Regions from separate parts of the Homo sapiens genome. Here regions 2 and 3 are each linked to region 1. A link is an interaction called in ENCODE POLR2A ChIA-PET data of the cell type or tissue named here. Cell type or tissue: Caco-2. All regions are shown on one strand.

Region 1 (8,000 bases):
AGATTTGTCAGGAGAGGCAGGGTAAAAACATTTTAAGCAAGGGGAACTACACAGGCAAAGGCTCTGAGGCTGGAAAGAGGCTGCGGCTGTAGCTGTGGCTGCCACGGCGGTATGGTGGACAGTACAGGCAGGCTGGAAAAGCTATGGAGCCAGCCCATGCAGAGCCTCAAGGAGCGTGGGATGGAGTTGGTGCTTTATCCAGAGGGCAGTAAGGAGTATTGAAGGGCTTTGGGCAAGGGAGTAACATTAGATTAGAGCAGCACCAATGCTCCTTCCTGACATTTTGTTAACATGTATTCACATGAGGGTGCTTCTTGCTAAACCTCAATGAAGTCTCAAGCTGTTGCTGGCTTTTTTTTTTTTTTTTTTTTTTTGAGACGGAGTCTCTCTCTGTTGCCCAGTCTAGAGTGCAGTGGCGTGATCTCAGCTCCCTGCAACCTCTGCCTCCCAGGTTCAAGTGATTCACCTGCCTCAGCCTCCTGAGTAGCTGGGATTACAGGCATGCGCCACCACACCTGGCTAATTTTTGTATTTTTAGTAGACATGGGGTTTCACCATTTTGGTCAGGCTGGTTTCGAACTCCTGACCTCAAATGATCCACTTAACCTCGGCCTCCGAAAGTGTCAGGATTACAGGCGTGAGCCACCACGCCCAGCAGCTGGCTTGTTACATTCTTTAGCCATCGTCTGGTGACTTTCAGCAAATATGACAAACTCCTCTCCACACCCCCTCCTGTTTTTTTTTTTGTTTGTTTTTGAGACAGAGTGTCGCTCTTTCGCCCAGGCTGGAGTGCAGTGGCATGATCTCGGCTCACTGCAACCTCTGCCTCCTGGGTTCAAGCCATTCTTCTGCCTCAGCCTCCTGAGTAGCTGGAATTAGAGGCGTGTACCACCATACCTGGCTAATTTTTGTATTTTTAGTAGAGATGGGGTTTCACCATGTTGGCCAGGCTGGTCTTGAACTCCTGACCTCAGGTGATCTGCCCACCTCACCCTCCCAAAGTGCTGGGATTATAGGCATGAGCCACTGTGCCTGGCATTGTCTCCCCCTTTTTTACACAATACAGATGTATCCCTAATCCTCCATTCATACAGTGTTGATAATTGCCAGGTTCCATTTTTTATGCCTACCTAGAACAGTGGTTCTCAGCCTTTTTTTCTAATTTGATATATACCCGGAACAAATGACACTCACTTGCCAGAATGTCTCCACCCTACAGCTTCTCAAACTGTGTGATGTAATATATTGACCCCCCAGTCCTCAGGGCCTTTGGGTAGGATGTTAGGGTGGGTGACTAGAGCCCTTGGGCCAGTTACCTCGCATAGCAGTTCACCTAGGATGCCACATGCTTTCTGGGTGATCCAGATTATTTTCTGTAGATGTCACCCTTGTCTGTGTGTGCATAAAAATAAAAAAAAGAAGTCCTCTCTGGGGATGACTACATGGATTTTAATTCCTTCTCTACCACTTGGGCACATTTCAGCCTCCCTTGGCCTCAGTTTTCTCATATGCAAAATGGAGATATTGTGTACTCTGTAGAATTGTTGAGTGGATTAAATGAGTTAAGGTGTGTGAAGTTCTTCTCCCTGTGCTGGGAGCACCCTGAGCCTTCAGTGGGCATTGGCTAAGATGATTCAGTAGACAGTCATGACTGGACCCAGGCTCCAGTTACTTCCTCCACATTTGCAGGGGTTTATAGTTACTGCAGCTCCTCCAGGCACATCAGTAGAAGAGGCTTTGGTAGCTGGGAGAGGTGCACTTTTTTGCTGTAAGGATGACTTTGTTCAGGACCATCAGGATAGGTATAGAGACCGCTGCAATGGGGTCTTGTAGTGGAGGAGAAAGACTGGGCACAAGTCCAAAGTACAGCATGGGCAAATGGGAATTTGTAGCCAAGGAGCAGTGTGGAGGTCAGTGGTTAGAAAATTACCAAGAGGAAACATCAGGGGTAAGAGGAATTCTGGCTAAACTGATCTAACAGGATTCTTGCTGAAGACAGGCTGGGGTGATCAGATATCACCTGGGGGGTGGTGCAGGATGAGGAACCTGATCAGATTTGGAGAATTTGGGTTTCAGCTAAATTGACTTAGCAGGGTTCCTTTACTAAAACTGGATTTTACAAGAACATGCACAGACTGGCCTATGAGAAGGTTCAGAAGCCTGAATAAGGTTTGGCCAAGCAAACAAGAAAAGAATCTTTTTTTTTTTTTTTTTTTAGCCAGAGTCTCACTCTGTCGCCCAGGCTGGAGTGCGGTGGCATGATCACGGCTCATTGCCTCACTGCAACCTTCGCCTCCCGGGTTCAAGCAGTTCTCCTGCCTCAGCCTCCCAAGTAGCTGGGATTACAGGCACTTGCCACCATGCCCGGCTAATTTTTGTATTTTTAGTAGAGACAGGGTTTCACCATGTTGGCCAGGCTGGTCTCGAACTCCTGACCTCAAGTGATTCGCCCACCTCAGCCTCCCAAAGTGTTGGGATTACAGGCGTGAGCCACTGCACCCGGCCAGCAAAGAATCTTTGTCATGCCTCAGGTTCTTTATCCATGAAATGGGGATGATTCCATTTCCTACCTCAACGTTGTGAGGATTAACCATAAAGTCCAGATGCATGGTAAACAGTAGATGTTAGCTGTTAGTATTTCTTGGTTTGCTTTAGGGTTTTTATTGGGTTGCCTGACTCACATGTTATAATTATGCTTTAAGGTTTAAGCTGTTCGTTAATGTATTTGTTTTAGTCTTCACAAAAACTCCTCCAAGGACAGTAATGCAGGTTTTACAAACTGAGGAACAAGTTGAGGCCATAAGCTCATCGAAAGTCTTGCATTGTGAACGCTATATTGCAGTCCAGATCTTGGATTCCAAAACCCTCCACTCTGCAGTACAGCCTGCTAGCATGCCCTGTTCCCCTTCTTGGAATAAGAGGAAATGATGCCGGGGTGGTTCACAGCGTGGGTATCCCGTGACTAAAAGTTCATTCACGTCTGTTAGCTCAAGGAAACTCTCCATACAGGGAGATCCGAAGGCCTTAGGCTACGCCAAAAGTAGTGAGGTGGTGCGTTTTTGTCAGGAAAATGGCCTGACAGACGTCACTTGCATTGACGCGAGCAGGAGAAGGAACTGCTGGTTGGAAGCGGGCCGAGATGAGAACGCAGTTGCGCTCTCTGACCAGCCAGGCCTATGCATGACGTCACGCCGGGAGGTGGAGTATGTAGATTAAAGACTGCATTTTGGAAACGCGTTCCTTGGAAGGATTTGCACAACTCTGTTACCAACACCAAGATATAGTATAAAAAATCTGTTTATTTTGTTCACTATATGTGGATAAAGTCCAATTAGAGTCATTTCAGGAGTTACCCGCACTTGCAATGATGTGGGCGGCACCGGGGATTGCTGGGGTCACGCAAGTACCTCATAATTACCTGTCAGGAGAAATACTGTGATTATGGAGGTGGTTTTTCCCTGTGTGTGGCTTATTCGTTGCACTTTGTGCTGATCCCTACGATTTCCCCAAATGTGGGTAACTACAGTGTATAATTTGTGGTAGCGGGAGATTGCGTTCGCACTTGCTGCTGGTTGTGGTAGTTGAAATGCAAGTTTTGTTAGTTGTGTATTAGCTTTTGCTTTTTTTTTTTTTTTTTTTTTTTTTTTTTGCCGTGGAAGGTTTGTTTCACTTTGTTTATCTAGGCTGGAGTGCAGTGGCATCCGAATTCATGCGCTCAGCCTTCTTTGGTTGTTTTAGGTTTTGCCTTATTTATTTTTTTGGGACACAGTCTTGCTCTATTTTCCAGGCTGGAGTGCAGTGGAGCAATCTCGGCTCACCGCAGCCTCCACCTCCCGAGTTCGAGCTATTCTCGTGTCTCAGCTTCCCTAGAAACTGGGATTACATTACAGGCATGCACCACCATGCCTGGCTAATTTTTGCATTTTTAGTAGAGATGGCGTCTTACCATGTTGGCAAGGCTGGTCTCGAACTCTTGTCCTCAAGTGATCCACACCTTCAGCCTCCTAAAATGCTGGAATTACAGGCGTGAGCCATGGCACCCAATTTTTTTTTTTTTTTTTGAGACAGAGTCTCGCCGTCTCCCAGGCTGGAGTTGAGTGGCACAATCTCGGCTCACTGCAACCTCCGCCTCCTAGGTTGAAGCGATTCTCCTGCCTCAGCCTCCTGAGTAGAGCTGGGAATACAGGCACCCGCCACCACGCGTGGCTAGTTTTTTGTATTTTTAGTAGAGACGAGTTTTCACTACGTTGGTCAGGCCGGTCTTGAACTCCTGACCTCATGTGATCCACCCTCCTCGGCCTCCCAAAGTGCTGGGATTATAGGCGTGAGCCACCGCGCCCAGCCTTATTTTTTTTTTTCATTGTTTCTTTTGGTTCTTAAGAATGCTTTGGGGTTGCAGGGTTGTTACCGTTGCTTACTGTTTAAAGCTGTACCTTGCTATCATTTAATGCTTAGGAACTTTAGTGAGGTAAACGCAATGAGTTGTGGGTTTTTTTGTTTTTTGTTTTTTATGAGACAGAGTCTCACCCTGTTGCCTAGGCTGGAGTGCAGTGGCGCGATCTCGGCTCACTGCAACCTCCGCCTCCCAGGTTCAAGCAATTCTCATGCCTCAGCCTCAGAGTAGCTGGACTACAGCCACGCATGACCACAATAAGCTAACTGTATTTTTAGTAGAGGCAGGGTTTAGGCAAGTTGGTCAGGCTGATCTTCAACTGCTGGCCTCAAGCCATCCTGCCTCAGCCTCCCAAAGTGCTGGGATTTCAGGCATGAGTCATTGCACCCAGGCAAAACATGATAATAAAGTTAATTTCATGTGGGCCGGGCCTGATGACTCATGCTTGTAATCCCAGTACTTTGGGAGGCTGAGGCAGGAGGATGGCTTGAGACCAGGAGCTCAAGACCAGACTGGGCAGCATAGCGAGACCCTATCTCTATAAATATAAAATAATAAAAATAATAATATAGCTACTAAAAATGTTCAACTGAATATGTCGAATGTTGCCCACATCATATTCCACTGGACAAGCAGTGCTCTAACTTAATCTGTTTCCTTATTTTAAAGTTTCCAGAGAGCCTTGCTGTATTACTTCCACAAACTTACATGCCTGCTCTTCCTGGAATGCACTTCCCTGCCCTGCCCTTCTTCATCTACCTGGAAAACTTATACTTCAGCCCTTCCAAACTGCCTGGGATCCACTCAGTGCCACTGAACCCAGGGTGGCCTTATCTGTTACGTACCACAGGCACACTGCCTAGGGGCACTTCTTTTAAAAATCAGAAGAAAAAAATGAATTTTTAGGTGGAAGAAAATGTCATATATAATAATATATTCATCTTTTAATCAATGCAGTCATAAGATAGCATTTTTAACATATATTTTAATGGAAATGTATATATTTTATCAGAGGAGGCAGGCACACAAAGGCAAAAGTATGGGCCCTTCAAAATCGTAATGTGGCCCTGCTGAACTTTTTATAGGTCTGGCAAGTCTGTTTTCCCTACAGACTATGATCTTATTTATTGCAGGCAGACTCAGTCTCTGCATTATTCCTCTTAGTATCCCCAGTGGCTAGGCCAGCGGACTGGACCTTGAACATTTAAGTGGCTGTCAGTAAATGAGAAGTATGTGCTACATGTAAGTAATGACTTGAGAACAGGTGTTTTTCATCATTAGCAGCAAAGAAATTCAAGAATATGAATGGCAAAAATACTGGAGTAGACAATGTGGTCATCAGAAATGGAGTTCTCCCAGCATAGGAAAAAGGGTCTGTTAGTACCTGTGATATCAGAGCCATGAGGGGGCACAAATAATCATAGAGGCCTCAGAGCTGTGGTCAGCCTGGCATTCATGGATACCATTGAAAGCCAAAGTATTACTTTCCTCATGTGAAATCAAACCTTCTGGAATAAAATTAGGAAGGTAGTTCAATAATGAGATTATATAGTATAACCGAGGTGGGCTGGGTCACACTTTGTGGATGAAGGTAATCCAGCAATTGTCCTAAATCAGCAATTGTACTAAATAGTGTGGAGTTGGGTTTTTGCTGTTGTTTTTTTGTTGTTGCTGGGGGAGCGGTTAAGACAGGGTCTCACTCTCACTAGGCTGGAGTGCAGTGGCACAACACAGCCTCCACCTTCCCAAACTCAGGTGATATCAGCACCTCGGCCTCCCAAAGTGATGGGATTGCAGGCATGAGCCACTGCCCCTGGCCTAAATAGAGTTAGTATGGTTTTTATTGCAGAGCTTTGTGGCTGAGAAATGCAGCTTCAGGGCCAGTGTGTTTCAGGAGTGAATGGATTTGGCTCCCCACAACTCAGGGTGTTGAGTAAGACATTTAGTGGCCTGGCACATTGGCTCATGCCTGTAATCCCAGCACTTCGGGAGGTCAAGGCAGGCAGATCACCTGAGGTCAGGAGTTCAAGACCAGCCTGGCCAACATGGTGAAACCCCATCTCTACCAAAAACACAAAAAATTAGCCAGGCGTGGTGGTGCATCCCTGTAGTCCCAGTTACTCAGGAAGCTGAGGCAGGAGAATTGCTTGAACCCAAGAGATGGAGGTTGCCGTGAGCCAAGATCATGTCACTACACTCTAGCCTGAGTGACAGAGTGAGACTCTGTCTTAAAAAAAAAAAAAATTTAGATTCAGTTACATTGGCATTAATGACTTTTTTTTTTTTTTTTTTGAGACGGAGTTTTGCTCTTGTTGCCCAGGCTGGAGTGCAGTGGTGTGATCTCGGCTTACTGCAACCTCCGCCTCCCACGTTCAAGCAATTCTCCTGCCTCAGCCTCCCAAGTAGCTGGGATTACAGGCATGCACCGCCACAACCGGCTAATTTTGTATTTTTAGTAGAGACAGGGTTTCTCCATGTTAGTCAGGATGGTCTTGAACTCCCGACCTCAGGTGATCCATCTGCCTTGGCTTCCAAAAGTGCTGGGATTACAGGTGTGAGCCACCATGCCTGGCCAACATTAATGACTTTTCTTTTTTTTTTTTTTTGAGACGGAGTCTCACTCTGTCACCCAGGCTGGAGTGCAGTGGTGCCATCTCGGCTCACTGCAACCTCTGCCTCCCGGGTTCACACCGTTCTCCTGCCTCAGCCTCTCCGAGTGGCTGGGACTACAGGTGCCCACCACCACGCCCGGCTAATTTTTTTGTGCTTTTAGTAGAGACGGGGTTTCACCATGGTCTCGATCTCCTGACCTTGTGATCCACCCGTCTCAGCCTTCCAAAGTGCTGGGATTACAAGCGTGAGCCACCGCGCCCGGTCACATTAATGACATTTTAACAGTCACAACTGCTTTGTGAACTTATGTAACAAAACTCAGCTTTTAAAAATTATTGAGTATATATGTCACTCTCATATTTCTGAGCATCAACCCTTCCTTCCTTGACTCCCATGAGGCAAAGTGATGGTTGGAAATTCAGAGATGAGGTGAGACTCACAAACTGAGGGGCATGTCTTAGGACAGCACACCTGAGTTGGCAGGAACAGCCATGATCTGAGATTAATAGTTGTGCCTGTTGCTGCCCTTCCCCACACGTAAGGGAACTCTCCAAATAACATTCTGTACTGAGGGGCTGTGTTTCTCCATCTCAACTTATTTGGGGTCTTTGATTTAGTCATAATTTGGTCATGTAGTTGGTTTGATTCTGTGTGTGTGTGTGTGTGTGTGTGTGTGTGTGTGTGTGAGATATGTGTGCTATATATCTGTACACACATAATATGTATTATGTACAAGCAATTCTCCTGCCTCAGCCTCCTGAGTAGCTGGGATTACAGGCACCCGCCACCACGCCCAGCTAATTTTTTGTATTTCTAGTAGAGATGGGGTTTCACCGTGTTAGCCAGGATGGTCTCGGTCTCCTGACCTCCTAGTCCGCCCACCTCGGCCTCCCAAAGTGGGGGATTACAGGAGTGAGCCACCGCGCCTGGCCACTCAGTAATTTTTGAAAACTGAGTTTTAGGCCAGGCGTGGTGGCTCACGCCTGTAATCCCA
Region 2 (8,000 bases), 99 kb before region 1:
TTTCTGGATTCTAAATTATGTTTTTAATAAACAGCAATAGGCCAGGCGCATTGGCTCACACCTGTAATCCCAGCCATTTGGGAAGCTGAGGCAGGTGGAACACCTGAGGTCGGGAGTCCAAGACCAGCCTGACCAACATGGAGAAACCCTGTCTCTATTAAAAATACAAAATTAGCCAGACATAGTGGCATATGCCTGTAATCCCAGCTACTTGGGAGGCTGAGACAGGAGAATCACTTTAACCCGGGAGGCAGAGGTTGTGGTGAGCCAACACCGTGCCATTGCACTCCAGCCTGGGCAACAAGAGTGAAACTCTGTCTCAAAAAATAAAATAAAATAAAAATAAAAATAAACAGCAATAATTGTTAACTTTTTCTTTTCTTTCATTAGAGGCAAGAGTTTAGAGAAATATTTGGTGCAAAACCCTTAGACGGCTCTTATCTATAGGTAATGCCTGAACAAGATACTTTTTTGGGTGGAAGATAAAATAAAAATCCAACCACCCTATCCGCCTCCAAAGGAAGGTTTATTCTAGTTAGTCAGGGAAGCGGATGCTCTTTGGAGAAGAAACAGCATCTACAAAGGCAGAAAGACAGGAAATAACGTATCTTTAGAGAATCAGGGTAAGGGCCAGGCAAGGTAGCTCATACCTACAATCCTAGCACTTTGGGAGGCCAAGGTGGGTGGATCACTTGAGCCTAGGAATTTGAGACCACCCTGGGCAAAATAGAGACCGCCATCTCTATTTTAAAAAATAGCAGGGCACAGTGGCTCATGCCTGTAGTCCTAGCACTTTCAGAGGCTGAGGCGGGCAGATCACTTGAGGCCAGGAGTTTGAGACCAGCCTGGCCAACATGGTGAAACCCCATCTCTACTCAAAATACAAAAAATTAGCTGGGCAAGGTGGCAGGCACCTGTAATCCCAGCTACTTGGGAGGATGAGGCAGGAGAATCCTTTGAACCTAGGAGGTGGAGGCTGCAGTGAGCCAAGATCGCACCACTGCACTCCAGCCTGGGTAACAGAGTGAGACTCTGTCTCTAAATAAATAAATAAGTATAAATTTTAGGCTGGGCGTGGTGGCTCACACCTGTAATCCCAGCACTTTGGGAGGCCGAGGTGGGCGGATCACCTGAGGTCGGGAGTTCGAGACCAGTCTGACCGACATGGAGAAACCCCATCTCTACTAAAAATACAAAATTAGCCCAGCGTGGTGGTGCATGCCTGTAATCCCAGCTACTCGGGAGCCTAAGGCAGGAGAATCACTTGAACCCAGGAGGCGGAGGTTGCGGTGAGCTGAGATCGTGCCATTGCACTCCAGCCTGAGCAACAAGAGCGAAACTCCATCTCCAAATAAATAAATAAATAAATAATTTTAAAAGAGAACCATAGTAAGTTCAATAATGCTGGAAAATCCAGTGAAGCTAGATTAAAAGGAAAAAAGACCAGTGTCAGGGAAATTTGTTGGGAGGCTACTAAGGTAATCAAGGCAAGAAGTGATAAAAGCCTGAGCTAAGCAAATGGCAGTAATCAAAATTCAATTTCTACATTTGCATTGAAATTTTTCCCCGTAGGAAATGTTTGTAATGTAGCATGAGAATCATAAAATGAACATCATAATTATAATCTCCCAAGTCTGACTGCCTAGGTTAATGTCCTGGTGACACTGCTGATGGTGAAAACTTGTTCTTTAAATTCTGTGTGCCTCAGCTTTTTCATCTGCAAAACAGGTTAATGATAAAAATCTTTATCATATATTTTTATGATGATTAAAAGAGGTAATAAATATAAAACAATGCCTAAACGAGGTCTCACTGAATATAGTACACAGCAGCAAGAGAAACAGGAACAGGTGTCTACTATTCATACTTGTACAATTGTTATTTTGGGTGTAGACAATGCTGACCCTCTGCAAGTTTACACTGTTAACTCTTACAGAAAGATACTTATCAATCCAAGATGAGAGAATATCCTGGGCAAAGGGTTTTTATTAGACACAAAACTGTTTTTGTTTTGAAACACTGAAAATTGTTTCTAGATTATAGTTAACTTTCCATGTGACCCCGAAAAAGCTGAAAATATTTTTGTTTCTCTGATTATATATAAGTATATTGTGAATAATAGGACCAATATCTTTCCAAGTAATAAATAAAACTATTTATAAGCTGCCTTGAACCACTTTGAACTAATAAATATTCAGAGTTGCCAGAAATCAAATCTCAGAACTTAAGAGATCATTCCTTTTGCAAAATCAGTGATAGCTGAATTTAATGATTGTCATCTCATATTTATGTAATAACATATTAGATTGCATAAAGAACATGTTTACAACCTAATTCTTGCCCTTTAGCATTTTAGCCTTTTAGTATTTTTTACTGTGTGTGTGTGTGTGTGTGTGTGTGTATACACACACATATAGTACAATATACTTCTCAAAAAAACAGGCTTACTAGTATCTTAGTTTTTGTATTTAGATTCACAACATAGAAAAATGTGACTAAGAAATTACAGGCTGGGTGCAGTAGCTCACACCTGTAATCCCAGCACTTTGGGAGGCTGAGGCGGACAGAACATGAGGTCGGGAGTTCGAGACCAGCCTGACCAACATGATGAAACCCTGTCTCTACTAAAAATGCAAAAATTAGCCAGGTGTGGTGGCCCGCACCTGTAATCCAAGCTACTCAGGAGGCTGAGTCAGGAGAATCGCTTGAACCTGGGAGGCGGAGGTTGCAGTGAGCCGAGATCGTGCCACTGCACTCCAGCCTGGGCAGCAGAGCGAGACTCCATCTCAAAAAAAAAAAAAAAAAAAAAAACAGAAATTACAAAAATAAGCCAGGTGCAGTGGCTCACACCTGTAATCCCAGCACTTTGGGAGGCCAAGTAGGGTGGATGACCTGAGGTCAGGAGTTCCAGACCAGCCTGGCCAACATGGTGAAACTCTGCCTCTAATAAAATACAAAAATTAGCCAGGTGTGGTAGTGCACACCTATAATCCCAGCTACTTGGGAGGCTAAGGCAGGAGAATCGCTTGAACTTGGGAGGCGGAGGTTGCAGTGCGCCGAGACTGGGCCACTGCACTCCAGCCTGGGCAACAGAACGAGACACCATCTTGGAAAAAAAAAAAAAAAAAAAGAAACTACAAAAATATTAAAGACCAGAGGTTGTGCTTTGTGGTAAAAAGCAGGTCAAATACTTTAATCCATAAAAGACAACAATGGTAATGTTTCTATAGTGATCTTATAAATCATTATGGAATCAAGTCACCAGGAAAAAAATTATCTTTCATACTTCTAACCAGGAGATTATTCTTTTGGTTCTTTTTTTTTCTTAAACTACGCTAGGTAGTAATGAACTAGTCTTTCTCAGAGCTATACACCAGAGTATTCAGTGAAAATATACATGAAGAATTAAGAATACTCTCAATCTTTTAAACAGTTCATTACTCTTCATATAGTATTATACTTCAAACTTGTCATTGTTCACAATATTCTCAAATAATTCACATGAGGATACTGTTTTAAATCCATGAAAAATGGCCAGGCATGGTGACTCACGCCTGTAATCCCAGCACTTTGGGAGGCCAAGGCTGGAGGATCACAAGATCAGGATTTCAAGACCATCCTGGCCAACATGGTGAAACTACGTCTCTACTAAAAACACAAAAATTAGCTGGGCATGGTGATGCGTGCCTGTAATCCCAGCTACTCGGGAGGCTGAGGCAAAAGAATCACTTGAACCAGGAAGTTGGAAGTTGCAGTGAGCCGAGATCGTGTCACTGCACTCCAGCTTGGTGACAGAGCGAGACCCTGTCTCAAAAAAAAAAAAAAAAAGAAAGAAAGAAAAATGTTCATTACAAAGTTTTGGAATGCTAATCAGTAATAAGAATTGCAAACGTTTCTATAGCTAGTTGAAAATGTTAACAAAGCAAAATAAACACACACCAACAAAAACATAAAATAAGAAGCCAACCTAAAGGGATGTGGGAATGGAATACTTTCTTCTTTTTCTTCCCTTATCCTCTACCTTTCATGGGAGAGCAGAAAAGGAAAATAATAATAAAGAGAAAGATGATGATGATAATAGGCCTATACAAACCTGGAAAGAAAACAACTAGTAGGCTGGGCATGGTGGCTCACACCTGCAATTCCAGCACTTTGGGAGGCTGAGGTGGATGGATTACTTGAGGCCAGGAGTTTGAAACCAGCCTGGCTAACATGGCGAAACCTCATCTCTACAAAAAATATAAAAATTAGCCGAGCATGGTGGCATGTGCTTGTAGTCCCAGCTACTTGGGAGCTTGGGAAGTCAAGGATGCAATGAGCCATGATTGAGCCACTACACTCCAGCCCGGGTGACAGAGCGAGACTCTGTTTCAAAAACAAAAAAAACAAACCAAAAGAGAAGAAACTAGCCAGGCATGACGGCACATGCCTGTACTGCCAACTACTTGAGAGGCTGAGGCAGGATGACCCCTTGAGCCCAGAAGTTTGAGGCTGCAGTGAGGTGTGTTCACGCCACTGCACTCCAGCTTGGGCAACAGGCTGGCTCCCAAAGTGCTGGTACTACAAGGGTGAGGCACTGCACCCAGCTAAGTGGCTCTAATGTCAATATGAAATGCCAGTCTCTAATTTAATATGAAATGTTATATTTCCTCATTAATTTTAAATATTAATTAAAAATGGTTAGATATGTGTTACAGAATTAAAGTTTTTGTTGTTGTAGTTGTGGTTTTTTTAAAAAATAGCAAATCTAAAACAAAATTGTTTGTTATGGTAGCCATTAGCCCCATATAATTATTAAGTATTTGAAATGTGATACTCCAAATTGGGATGTACTGTAAGTGTAAAGTACACACAGGATTTTAAAAACTTGGTATAAAAATATAAAATATTTTATTAATAATATCTTAATATGGATTACATGTTGAAATAGTAATATTTTGGATATATTGAGTTAAAATAAGTTTTTTTAACTAAATTCACCTGTTTCTTTTTAATTTTAAAAAGGTGGTTAATAGAAAATTTTAAACTATATGTGGCTCATATTATATTCCTATTGGACTTTAGGCAGTTTAGACTTTTAGGCATCCATAAAAGACAACAATGGTAATGTTTCTTTAGTGATCTTATAAATCATTATGGAATCATAATGCCCTCTTCTAAAATGCCCTAAATCAAGATCATATTCAGCTATAAGCATTCTTTCCTACATGGTTCAGTAGCAATAATGGAACACAACTGTGTTAAAATACAAGCTTCACGGTATGGCAGTTCAAATGGTAGCAAGAACGTAGAGAAATCAGACTCCTCATACAGTACTGCTGGACAAAACAATTTGGCAATACCTAATAAATTTAAAATGTACTTATATCAATCTGACATTTCCACTTCTAGAAACATACCCAAGAAACCTAGGAACATATGCACAAGGAGACATGTCCAAACTAGCATTATCTGTAGGGCAGGAGCCACCAAGCTACCCACCAAGATTTTGTACTCTTTGTCCATAGTGTAGAGTTGTTTCTTGGAATTAACTGCCAAGCCAGCAATTTATTTCCCAGCCCCCTTTTTTAGGAAATGTAGGTCCCAGGTGGTGTCATATGACTTGAATTCTAGCCAATGGAAAATGAACAGAAGTGATATATGCCACTTCTAAGGACTGGCCCTTAAAAACCTCAAACACCATTCTCTACTCCCTTATATTTGCTGGATAAATGTTGATGCCTAGAGCAACGTTGGAAACCACAGGTTAAAAAGGACAGAGTCTCCATCAGCCTGGGTTCCTTAATGACTTCACAGAACACAGCTCCTCCTTCTCCACTGAAGGAACTCTATATAAGCAAGAAATAAACTAACATTATGTTAAGCCTTTGAGATTTGGGGATGTATCCATTAGAGCAGTCAGTATTAACTTAATATATGTGTAAAAATTAAAAACAACTGACATGTCCATCAATAGGAGATTGGATAAATCATAGTATAATCATACTATAGAATGATATACAGTAGCTACAATGAAAGAACTAGATCTACATGGATCAACATGAATTTTGTTTTAAGTTTAACCTCAAAATAGCTAGTTACCAAAACAAATTTTTTTTTTTTTTTTTTTTGAGACGGAGTCTCGCTCTGTCGCCCAGGCTGGAGTGCAGTGGCGGGATCTCGGCTCACTGCAAGCTCCGCCTCCCGGGTTCACGCCATTCTCCTGCCTCAGCCTCCCAAGTAGCTGGGACTACAGGCGCCCGCCACTATGCCCGGCTAATTTTTTTGTATTTTTAGTAGAGACGAGGTTTCACCGTTTTAGCCGGGATGGTCTCGATCTCCTGACCTCGTGATCCGCCCGCCTCGGCCTCCCAAAGTGCTGGGATTACAGGCGTGAGCCACCGCGCCCGGCCCAAAACAAATTTTTTAAACACATATGTTGACCATACAAATTCATATGTAGTAAGCGTGAGAGAACTATAAGCTCTTAACTTTTATGTTTCTTACACTTGCATTATCAATATTATGTTTAACTCATGATTTTGTCATAGAAACTTTTTTTTTTTGAAACAAGGTCTCACTCTGTTACCCAGGCTGGAGTGCAGTGACATGATCATGGTTCACTGCAACCTCAACCTCCTGGGCTCAAGCAGTCCTCCCATCTCAGCCTCCTGAGTAGCTGAACTAAGTTTTGTAGAGACGGGGCCTTGCCATGTTGCCCAGTCTGGTCTCGAACTCCAAGACTCAAGCAATCTGCCTGCCTCAGCCTCCCAAAGTGTTGGGATTACAGGAATGAGCCACCAAGCCCAGCCATCTTCACAGGAACTTTTAAAGCCAATTTTCCATTTCATGAGGGCTAATTTTGTTAAAACCAGGAAATATAATCCATAAATCTATTTACTCAGGCACAGATAAACTGTAATAGTTTGTAATGGCCTAAAAATTGGAGAAAGGATGCCACGGTCAACCCCCATAAGCTGTGGAATTTGCACTCCCTCAGAATACCACACTTACCATGCTTCACATGAAATCAGTCGTCATACAGAACAAGTTGCCAATCTCAATAAACATGTCAAATATTTATAGCACTTAATTTCGTATGTTATACACAAATAAACAGATGATAATGTTTTCTTCCTTTGCCGAAATGAAGTATTTTAGGTGCAATTGACTTTGGAGACCTCTGGTCTAGTGACGGAGATATAAATATTTGCTGACAAAAAATAATAAATTAAACCAAGTACTTACAAGAGGAATGGCATTGGGTATTATGGAAAGGAACGTAGAAGGGACCCCTAACTCATGATGAGTGTGAGGACGGTAAGCAAAGGCTTCCTCAAGGAAGAGGTGTTAAACAGAGAACTAAAAAACGGGTAAGAAATTGGATTGTGTTGGGAGTGGCTATTGGGGGAACATAGTATTCCAAGCAGAGGGAAAAATATACTATGTGCAAAGGTGCAGAGGCAAAAGATAACACAATACCTTCAAAGAAATACATTAGTTTAATATAGCTGAAGTGTAGTTTCTGGAGGGGTAGAGCTGGGATGAAGTGGGTGGATAGTGATTCCAGAAATAAAACTAATGAAGTAAGATTATAAGCCCTTACCTTTGGATTTTATCTAGAGGGCAAAAGAGAGATAGGTGATGAAGGATGTGGAGTAAAAAACTTGTCCAAAGAGAGGTCCAGATGTTGCCCCCAGCTCCTGGGAGGTAACCTCTAAGCCCCTGGAATTTCTGGAGTAATATGAGTATTCTTACTATTCATGATGGGTCCCTTGAACCACATAGTATCAGCCTAACCTCTGGAGAGGGGAGACTGGAAACTGAGTTCAACCATGCAAACAATCAATAAATCTCAATGAAAACTCTGCTGAGGTAAGAAGATCATTTGAGCCAGGAGTTTGAATCCAGCGTAGGGAATATAGTGAGACCCCATCTCTTTAAAAAACAAAACACAAACTCCAGACACACTAAAGTTTAGGTGAACTTCTTGGGTGGGCAATACCTTGTGTGTATTTCCA
Region 3 (8,000 bases), 210 kb before region 1:
CATTGCTTCTGTAAGGGCCAGGCAAAAAAAGATCAAAGCAAACTTGAGACCTAGCTATACTTTCAGCCAAGATCAAGAGAAAAACCTCTGACTCATTTTTTACACATTTCTCAAAGTGTCAATCTGTGCTTTCTTTCATTGGTTCTTTTCCCCAAATTCTCCTTCTTCCTTCCTTGAGAGACCTAGATGCCTGCCACTAATTAGATACATTAATACCAATACAAAGACAATATGCTATTTAACACAGAATATATGTTACTTGGTTGAATTACTTGGTGAATAATGTTCTGTTTTTCAGGCTTATTATAATAATTTACTAATCTAAAAGAATCTAGAAAGTAAGTCTTTCAAAACTTCCATATTTGTGTTTATAATTAGCCAAGTAAGGGCAATTACATTGTTTTTAGAAATAATGATTTTATGAGTTAAAAGGACACACACCAAATTCATGAGAGGTTGCCTCTTACAGGAAGAAAGGGGACAGAAAATGGGGCAGGAGGGGAGAGGATAAAGGATACTTCAGCTTTATCTATTGATGCTGTATAATTTTTATATAAAATATTTCTGTTTGAAAATTTCTCAAAATAAAAATTTAATTTAAAAAACTGTAGAAACTTAAATATAATATTCATCACAGCCAACAAATTTCCTCTATAGAAAATTGCAATGTGAGGAGTTTCCAGTGGTGATATACCAGTAACTTTCTTTCTTACATCTTTAAAAGTCCCAATTATCCAATAAGTCATGGAGAAAATGCTCAATCTTTCTGAGGTAGTACAAACCAGGTTATAATTTCTCAAAAGACCCCATAAGTACATATTATTATTGTAACTGATATATCTTTGAGGTCCAGAATCTACTTCTACTGTAACAAGAACTTTGCAAAGATATCTTACAGTATAAACATAATTCATCTTATATTCTCAGACATAAAATATAATTTTCATCTGGGAAGATTTCTGTAACTATTAGAATCTTCAAATCTCTCAAAGCTACATGAATATATTCTTCCATAAAATTATAAAACACAAATCATTTTTATTTGTTCTTCAGTAGTGAGAGATTAGAAGATATATAAATGGACAATGACCAGACCATACATGAAGATAGAACTCTGACCTACAATCTCTTCAGCAACCAGCCTGCAAATCCAAATTACAATCTTGGCAGCAATCACCCCAGGACAGCGAGGATTTGATCAATGACTACCAGCTTCTCTATTTTTGTGCCCCAACCCCTGCATGATTTCAACTCAAGGCCAACCACAGAAAGCCAACTATGTTTCCTGAATTAATTCCCTAAGATGCTCTGCTTTTAGATAGCTGGCCTTCAACTTCTCCATGCCAACAACCTCCAATTAGATCATACCTTAACGTATTTTTTTCACTATAAAACTTGCCTACTCGTTTTTGAGTCTGCCCAACGAAAGCGATGTTGGCTGACTTCCTTGTTATAGCAAGATTTCAATAAATGAATTCTGTTGGTTCTCATTTGGGTGGACTTTGCTTATTTTCATAGTAGTGTAAAAATCATGCAAAAAGAAAATTAACACTAGGCCGGGCACGGTGGTTCACTCCTATAATCTTAGCCCTTTGGGGGGCTAAGGTGGGCAGATCACTTAAGCTCAGAGTTCAAGACCAGCCTGGCCATCATGGCAAAATCCCATCTCTACAAAAAAAAAAAAAAAAATTAGCTGGGCATGGTAGTGCGGACCTGTAGTCCCAGCTACTTGGGGGTGCTGAGGCAGGAGGATCACTTGAGCCTGGGAGATCAAGGCTGCAGTGAGCTATGATTGTGCCACTGCACTCCAGCCTGGGTGACAAAGTGAGACCCTGACTCGAAAATAATAATAATAATAATAATAATAATAATAATAATAATAATACTATGAGCATTTTGTTCCATTCCAACCAAGATCAAGTTTCAGTCTTGCTACCTCTACGTAGCTCTTGTCCTGTTTGCCAGCTACACCATCTGAACCAACTTGCTTCATTAGATACATGGTTTTTCACTGCTTAGAAAATAAATTTTGTATTCTTCAATGTTTGATATTTCAGACTCAAATTGGTGTAGTTTCTTCCTTGGGAACTGAGATCATTTTAAAACAAAGAAAAGATTCTGCTTTATTTTAGAAAAACAGTAATGTTGATAGTATAATACAGAACTAAATAGTGCAATAAAATATTTGCCATCAATCTGTGCATATATATGCAGCAAACATCAGAAGGTAATTCCTAAATTTCGTTAATATTAAAGAGATAAATCATATCAACTTACAAAGAGTTATGAAAATTTATCTATACTACATTGAAGTTGTTTTGAATAAAATGTGAGCTTAGGCCTATGATGGTGTGAAACTGAGTAATTCAAATTTAAAGCTGGCAGAATTTTAGATAATTTTGAGCCTTGAGAGGAATGTGGTTCTATGACCTGAGCCAGTAGCATGCCGCTGCAAGTTCTGCTTTTACTGTAAATGACTAGGAAAAGCCTTGTAGCTCAAGATCTCTTCAAATTATCACCCCGATCACTGAATGTTAAGGCAGTCTTCCTTGAAATGTAACAAACTGTAACCAATCACTTCCTTGAAATGTAACAAACTATAACATATAACATATGGACTGACCTTGTATGGAAAAATGTTACAACCCTGTTAACTGCCTATATAAATGGAAACTCAACTTCCCCACTTTGGAACACTTGCTCCCACGTGTTTGGGGTCTGTGTTTCCCAGGTGGCTGTCATTTTTGTTTTTAGTAGCAAGGGACTGGAGGATATACAAATGGACAATGACCAGACTATACATGAAGACAGAACTCTGACCCTTCAGCAACCAGCCCACAAAAACAAATGGACAGTGATCAGATCATACTTTGTGTTTAAATAAACCCTATATTTTATCATATTTTCTGAATCTCATTATTTAAGGTTGACATTTTGGTCACCATGAAGGGACTCAAAGCAGACCTCCAGTGATATCTGTCACTTTGCTGACAACTGGAACGCTGCTACCAACACAAATTACTTTCATTCACCCAATCTTGCTGAAGTTAATGGAAATATCTAGTAAGGCATCTCTCAGGGTCTGAACCTCCCAGCTTGGTAGAGGTTTAAACATTATTTTGTTATTTATTTATTTTCCTTTTACTTATTTTTTGAGACAGCCTCTCACTTTATGGCCCAGGCTGGAGTGCAGTGGTGCAATCTCGGCTCACTGCAACCTCCGCCTCCTGGGTTCAAGCAATTCTCCTGTCTCAGCCTCTGGAGTAGCTGGGATTACAGGTGCGTGCCACCATGCCCAGCTAATTTTGTATTTTTAGTAGAGACAGGGTTTCACTGTGTTGGCCAGGCTGGTCTCAAACTCCTGACCTCAGGTGATCTGCCTGCCTCAGCCTCCCAAAGTGCTGGGATTACAGGCGTGAGCCACCACGCCCAGCCTCATTAGCATTTCTATAACTTTTTATCTCATTTGAAACTTTGGTCAGGGAGAAAACAGTTTATCTTTGAAAAGAGGAAATGAATCTTTGTGACTTAAGCAAAATTTGTAATCTTTAAAACTAACCAGATTCTGAAGCTCAGTTCAACTGACAACTGACAAATATAAATATTCTTCTTCTTCTTCTTTTTTTTTTTTTTTGAGACAGGGTCTCCCTTTGTTGCCCAGGCTGGAGTGCAGTATCGATGATCATGGCTCACTGAAGCCTCAACTTCCGAGGTCCAAATGATTCACTCACCTCAGTCTCCCAAATAGGTGGAACTACAGGTGTGCGTCCCCACACCTGGCTAATTTTTTGTATTGTTTGTAGAGACGGAGTTTTGCCATATTGTCCAGTCTGATCTCAAACTCCTAGGCTCAAGCAATCCACCCATCTCAGCCTCCCAAAGTGCTGAGATTACAGGTGTGAGCCACTGTGCCTGGCCTAAAGTTTCTTCTTGAGTAATTAAAACTACAAAAGGCTCTTTATGAGGACAAAATAAGTCCCAAAGATGAGAGACACTGTTCTTGCCAACTGAAAGGCACCTTAGGCTACCGAGGTCTTTGTGGGAGTGTTGGAGCTCATTGTTCATGACATGAAACAGTCTTACAGGAAAACCCTTAAGAAGAGCATACAGAGCCAGGCACGGAGGCTCAATGCCTATAATCCCAGCACTTTGGGAGGCCAAGGCAGAAGGATCACTTGAACCCAGGAGTTTAGGACTAACCTGGGCAACACAGTGAGACTCCATCTCTACAAAAAATATATAAGAAATTAGCCAGATGTGGTGGTGTGCACCTGTAGTCCCAGCTACTTGGGAGGCTGAAATAAGGGAGGATCACTTGAGACCAGGAATTCGAGGCTGCAGTGAGCTGTAATCACACCACTGCACTCTAGCCTGGGTGACAGAGCAAAACAAACAAACAAAAACCATAAAGTTAAATGAACACACATAACAGCTGATCACCTACTGCCTTAAGCACCCAAGCCTCTTGGGATCACCAAGACACATAAAAGGGAAAAACCAACACAAGGGTGACACCTTGAGGGGCTATTCCCACAGGCGGCACACTTAATCCAAAATATCTCCTATCTAAGTTGTTTGGTCATTCAAGAGGAAAATCTAAAGTCTGGGTAATCATGCATCTAAAACCAAGTATTCCTCCTGAAGAAGAGATCCACCACTAGAAACGTAAGCTGGATTCATGTTTAATACTTACGGCACATCTTCATGTAAATATTTAGAAAATTAGTCATGCATAATTTGCAATGACCCCAAATTACAGTGGCCAAAATGGGGGTACCTTTGAAATACCTAAACTAGTTTCTCTGCATACTCAATTTTTAAAAATCCAGCTCTCATTATCCTAAGTGAATTAACACAGGAACAGAAAACCAAATACTGCATGTTCTCACTTATAAGTGGGAGCTAAGCATCGGTACACATGGACATAACAGAAGGAAAATTAACACTGGGAACTACTTGGGGGTGGGCAAGGGCTAAAAAACTACATATTGGGTACTATGCTCACTACCTGGGTAATGGGATCCTTTGTACCCACAAACCTCAGCATCACACAATATACCCATATAACAAACATACACAGGTACCCCCTGAATCCAAAATAAAAGCTGGCTCTAAAATAAAACAAAATAACTGGGAGAGCTATTTTCAATGGTACTTAGAAGCTTTCTGATAAAGCCATTTCTTTGAAAGAGGAAATGAAAAAATTGTCTAAAATAATTTTGAATTGAAAAACCCTGACATTTCTTCTTCTCCTTCAGCTCCTTCTTCTCTTTGTCCCTCATTGTCAGAACTTCCTTGTCTATCAGACTACCTTCCCTTCCTCCTCCTCCTCCTCCAGATGCTGTACTGGCTCCATTTAGGGAATACCCTGTGTGTCTAGTAGAAGAGAACCTGCTTGATTTATCAACCATGCTCAAAGGTAGAACTTAAAGGCATAATTAAATAATTTCCTAATCCTCTTCAGGATTCTATTGGATTTGCTAGAGAATTTGAATTAAACATTCAAACTTTCAATCCCAGATTCTCTGACTTATATCAATTCGTTCATCTTTGATAAAGCCAAATAGGATAGCAAAGGCACATTAGAGAAATTCTTCAGAGAACTTCCATAAATGTTCTGAAGCAGATTGTGAATGGGCCTGCAACACTGCCAAAGCTTTACTAGATGCTATCCCCTTAGTTTTTCAAAAAGTGGTTGATTGGAACAAAATACAACATCAACAAAATTTTCATGAGCCTTGTCTTAGTCTGTCTTTGTGTTGCTATAAAGGAATACCTGAGACTGGGTAATTTATAAGAAAAGAGGTTTATTTGGTTCACAATTCTGAAGACTGTACAAGAAGAAGCATGGTGCCAGCATTTGCCTCTGGTGAAGGCCTCCAGCTGCTTCCACCCATGGCAGAAGGAGAAGGGGAGCTGGTGTGCAGAGATCACATGGCAAGAGAGGAAGAAATTGAGGGGAGGTGCCAGGCTCTTTTTAACAATCAGCTCTCATGGGAACCAATAGAATGAGAACTCATTCATTACTGTGAGGATGGCACCAAGCCACTCACAAATGATCTGCCCCCATGAGCCAAACATCTCCCACTAGGTCCCTCCAACGCTGGGGATCAAATTTCAACATGAAATTCGGACAGGACAAATATCCAAACTATATCAAGCCTTTGATGTCACACTATGAAAGATTTGGGGAAAAAACATTAAAAAATATTCAGGCCTATCAGAATAAAGTTATACTAACCACCAAAATGATACTTCCTATAACTTAAACTTTTGTTGTTGAGACGGAGTCCCACTCTGTCACCCAGGCTGGTGTGCAATGGCACAATCTTGGCTCACCACAATCTCTGCCTCCCGGGTTCAAGTGATTCTCATGCTTCAGCCTCCTGAGTAGCTGGGACTACAGGTACACGCCACCATGCCTGGCTAATTTTTTTTGTATTTTTAGTAAAGACAAGGTTTTGCTGTGTTGGCCAGGCTGGTCTTAAACTCTTGACCTCAGGTGATCTGCCCACCTTGGCCTCCCAAAGTGCTGGGATTACAGATGTGAGCCATAGTGCCTGGCCTTGTAACTTAAACTTTATAAATGGATTAGATTAAGAATTAGCAATTATAATAAAGAAACAATGCACCAGTTAGTTATCCTCAAACTCATTATCTAGTTTATTTTGCTGAACGTACCCATACCCTATGGGACCTAGGTCCCATACCCTAACCAAGGAAGAAAAGGAAAGAGAAGTTAAACAGGGAAGAAAACCAAATAAGGTTATGAGTTTACAATTAAAACAATTGTCCAACCAATTAAAACCCCTAAAAAGCCTTTTTAAACTCCAAAACTGACCCAATCTCCTGCATTGCAATGACTGCAAAAAAAAAAAAAAAGCCTGGACATTTCAAAAAGGATTGTAGAAAATTAAAATGGAAAGAATGAAAACAGTCCAAAGAAAAGGAAGAATAGGAGTGCCCTGAGGAAATCAAAAGAGGGAACTTCCCTCTTCTCACTAATACCTTAGGAGTAACTGAAATAACTTTAAATGGAAAACAAACCAAGCTCTTTAAAAATTAAAAAAAATTTTTTTTTGAAAAATATTGTTAGCGAGGGCCTACGTTGTTTTTGTTTTTGTTTTGTATTGAGACAGGGTCTCATTCTGTCACCCAGGCTGAATTGCAGTAGTGCAATCTTGGCTCACTGCAACCTCTGCCTCCCTAACTCAAGCCTGAGCCTCCTGAGTTGCTGGGACTGCAGGTGTGCACCACCATGGCTGGCTGATTTTTGTATGTTTTGTAGAGACAGGGTTTTGCCTTGCTGCCCAGGCTGGTCTTAAACTCTTGAACTCAAGCAGTCGACCCATCTTGGCATCCCAAAGTGCTGGGATTATAGACATGAACCACTGCGCCTGGCCCCAAACACAAGCTCTTAATGACACCAGAGCTGCATTATCAATAATAAATCCCACCTTCTTACAGAGTCTTATTCCTTGGAGTCAAAAACCATTACAGATGGTGGGTGTAACAAATACTCCTATAACAGCATATCAATCTCAACCTATAGTTTTTCAGTTAGGTTCCCTAGAGGGAACACATGTTTTCCTCTTAGTTCCCTCAGCCCCCATGCATTTGATAAGGAGAAATGTTTTAAATTATATAATAGCCATACTCTTCTCAAAAGGGGGAAGTGTATTTAGAATTAGAAGGTAAAACAAAATTGTGAGATACAAAAATTTTTCCAAATCTGATCCTTTTAATTGCAATTTATATTGCCATAGAGGATACTGAATTGTTAAATAATAAAGAACTAGAAGCGCTCTTAAAAGTAGTGCCTAATTAGCTGTAGTCAAAATTCTCCACTGATATGAGGAAAATTATCTTAGCTCCTCCAGTCAAAATCCAGATAGATCCATCAAAACCTGTCCCAAACCTTAAGCAATACCCTCTAAGATTGAAGGCCTTGGAGGGAGTAAGAGCTGTAGTTTTGGATTCTATAAAAAGAGGCTTGATTA

Evidence for each region. ChIA-PET counts read pairs that join two places held together with the same protein. Peaks named below come from ENCODE experiments on the same cell type or tissue, not always from the same donor. Only the 100,000 strongest peaks of a DNase experiment are listed, where the experiment ranks them.
Region 2: POLR2A ChIA-PET joins it to region 1 with 8 read pairs; 7 of 35 experiments call an interaction of 5 or more read pairs at or near these places.
Region 3: POLR2A ChIA-PET joins it to region 1 with 5 read pairs; 3 of 35 experiments call an interaction of 5 or more read pairs at or near these places.

The regions. Positions count from the first base shown.
Region 1 is chr17:58,662,108-58,670,107 of GRCh38, reverse strand. The region is part of intron 1 of TEX14 (testis expressed 14, intercellular bridge forming factor); the gene reads left to right. All of the region lies in intron 1 of IGBP1C (IGBP1 family member C), which reads left to right. It also overlaps the pseudogene RNU1-108P. Among named protein-coding and RNA genes, the nearest start is that of IGBP1C, 26 kb to the left of the region's middle. RefSeq lists an enhancer at 723-772. In Caco-2, no CTCF peak of the experiment used is centred here; DNase peaks (open chromatin) are centred at 647 and 3,147; H3K4me3 peaks cover 537 bases.
Region 2 is chr17:58,761,008-58,769,007 of GRCh38, reverse strand. All of the region lies in intron 1 of PPM1E (protein phosphatase, Mg2+/Mn2+ dependent 1E), which reads right to left. Among named protein-coding and RNA genes, the nearest start is that of PPM1E, 9.2 kb to the right of the region's middle. In Caco-2, no CTCF peak of the experiment used is centred here; no DNase peak of the experiment used is centred here.
Region 3 is chr17:58,867,451-58,875,450 of GRCh38, reverse strand. All of the region lies in intron 1 of PPM1E (protein phosphatase, Mg2+/Mn2+ dependent 1E), which reads right to left. Among named protein-coding and RNA genes, the nearest start is that of PPM1E, 120 kb to the right of the region's middle. In Caco-2, no CTCF peak of the experiment used is centred here; no DNase peak of the experiment used is centred here.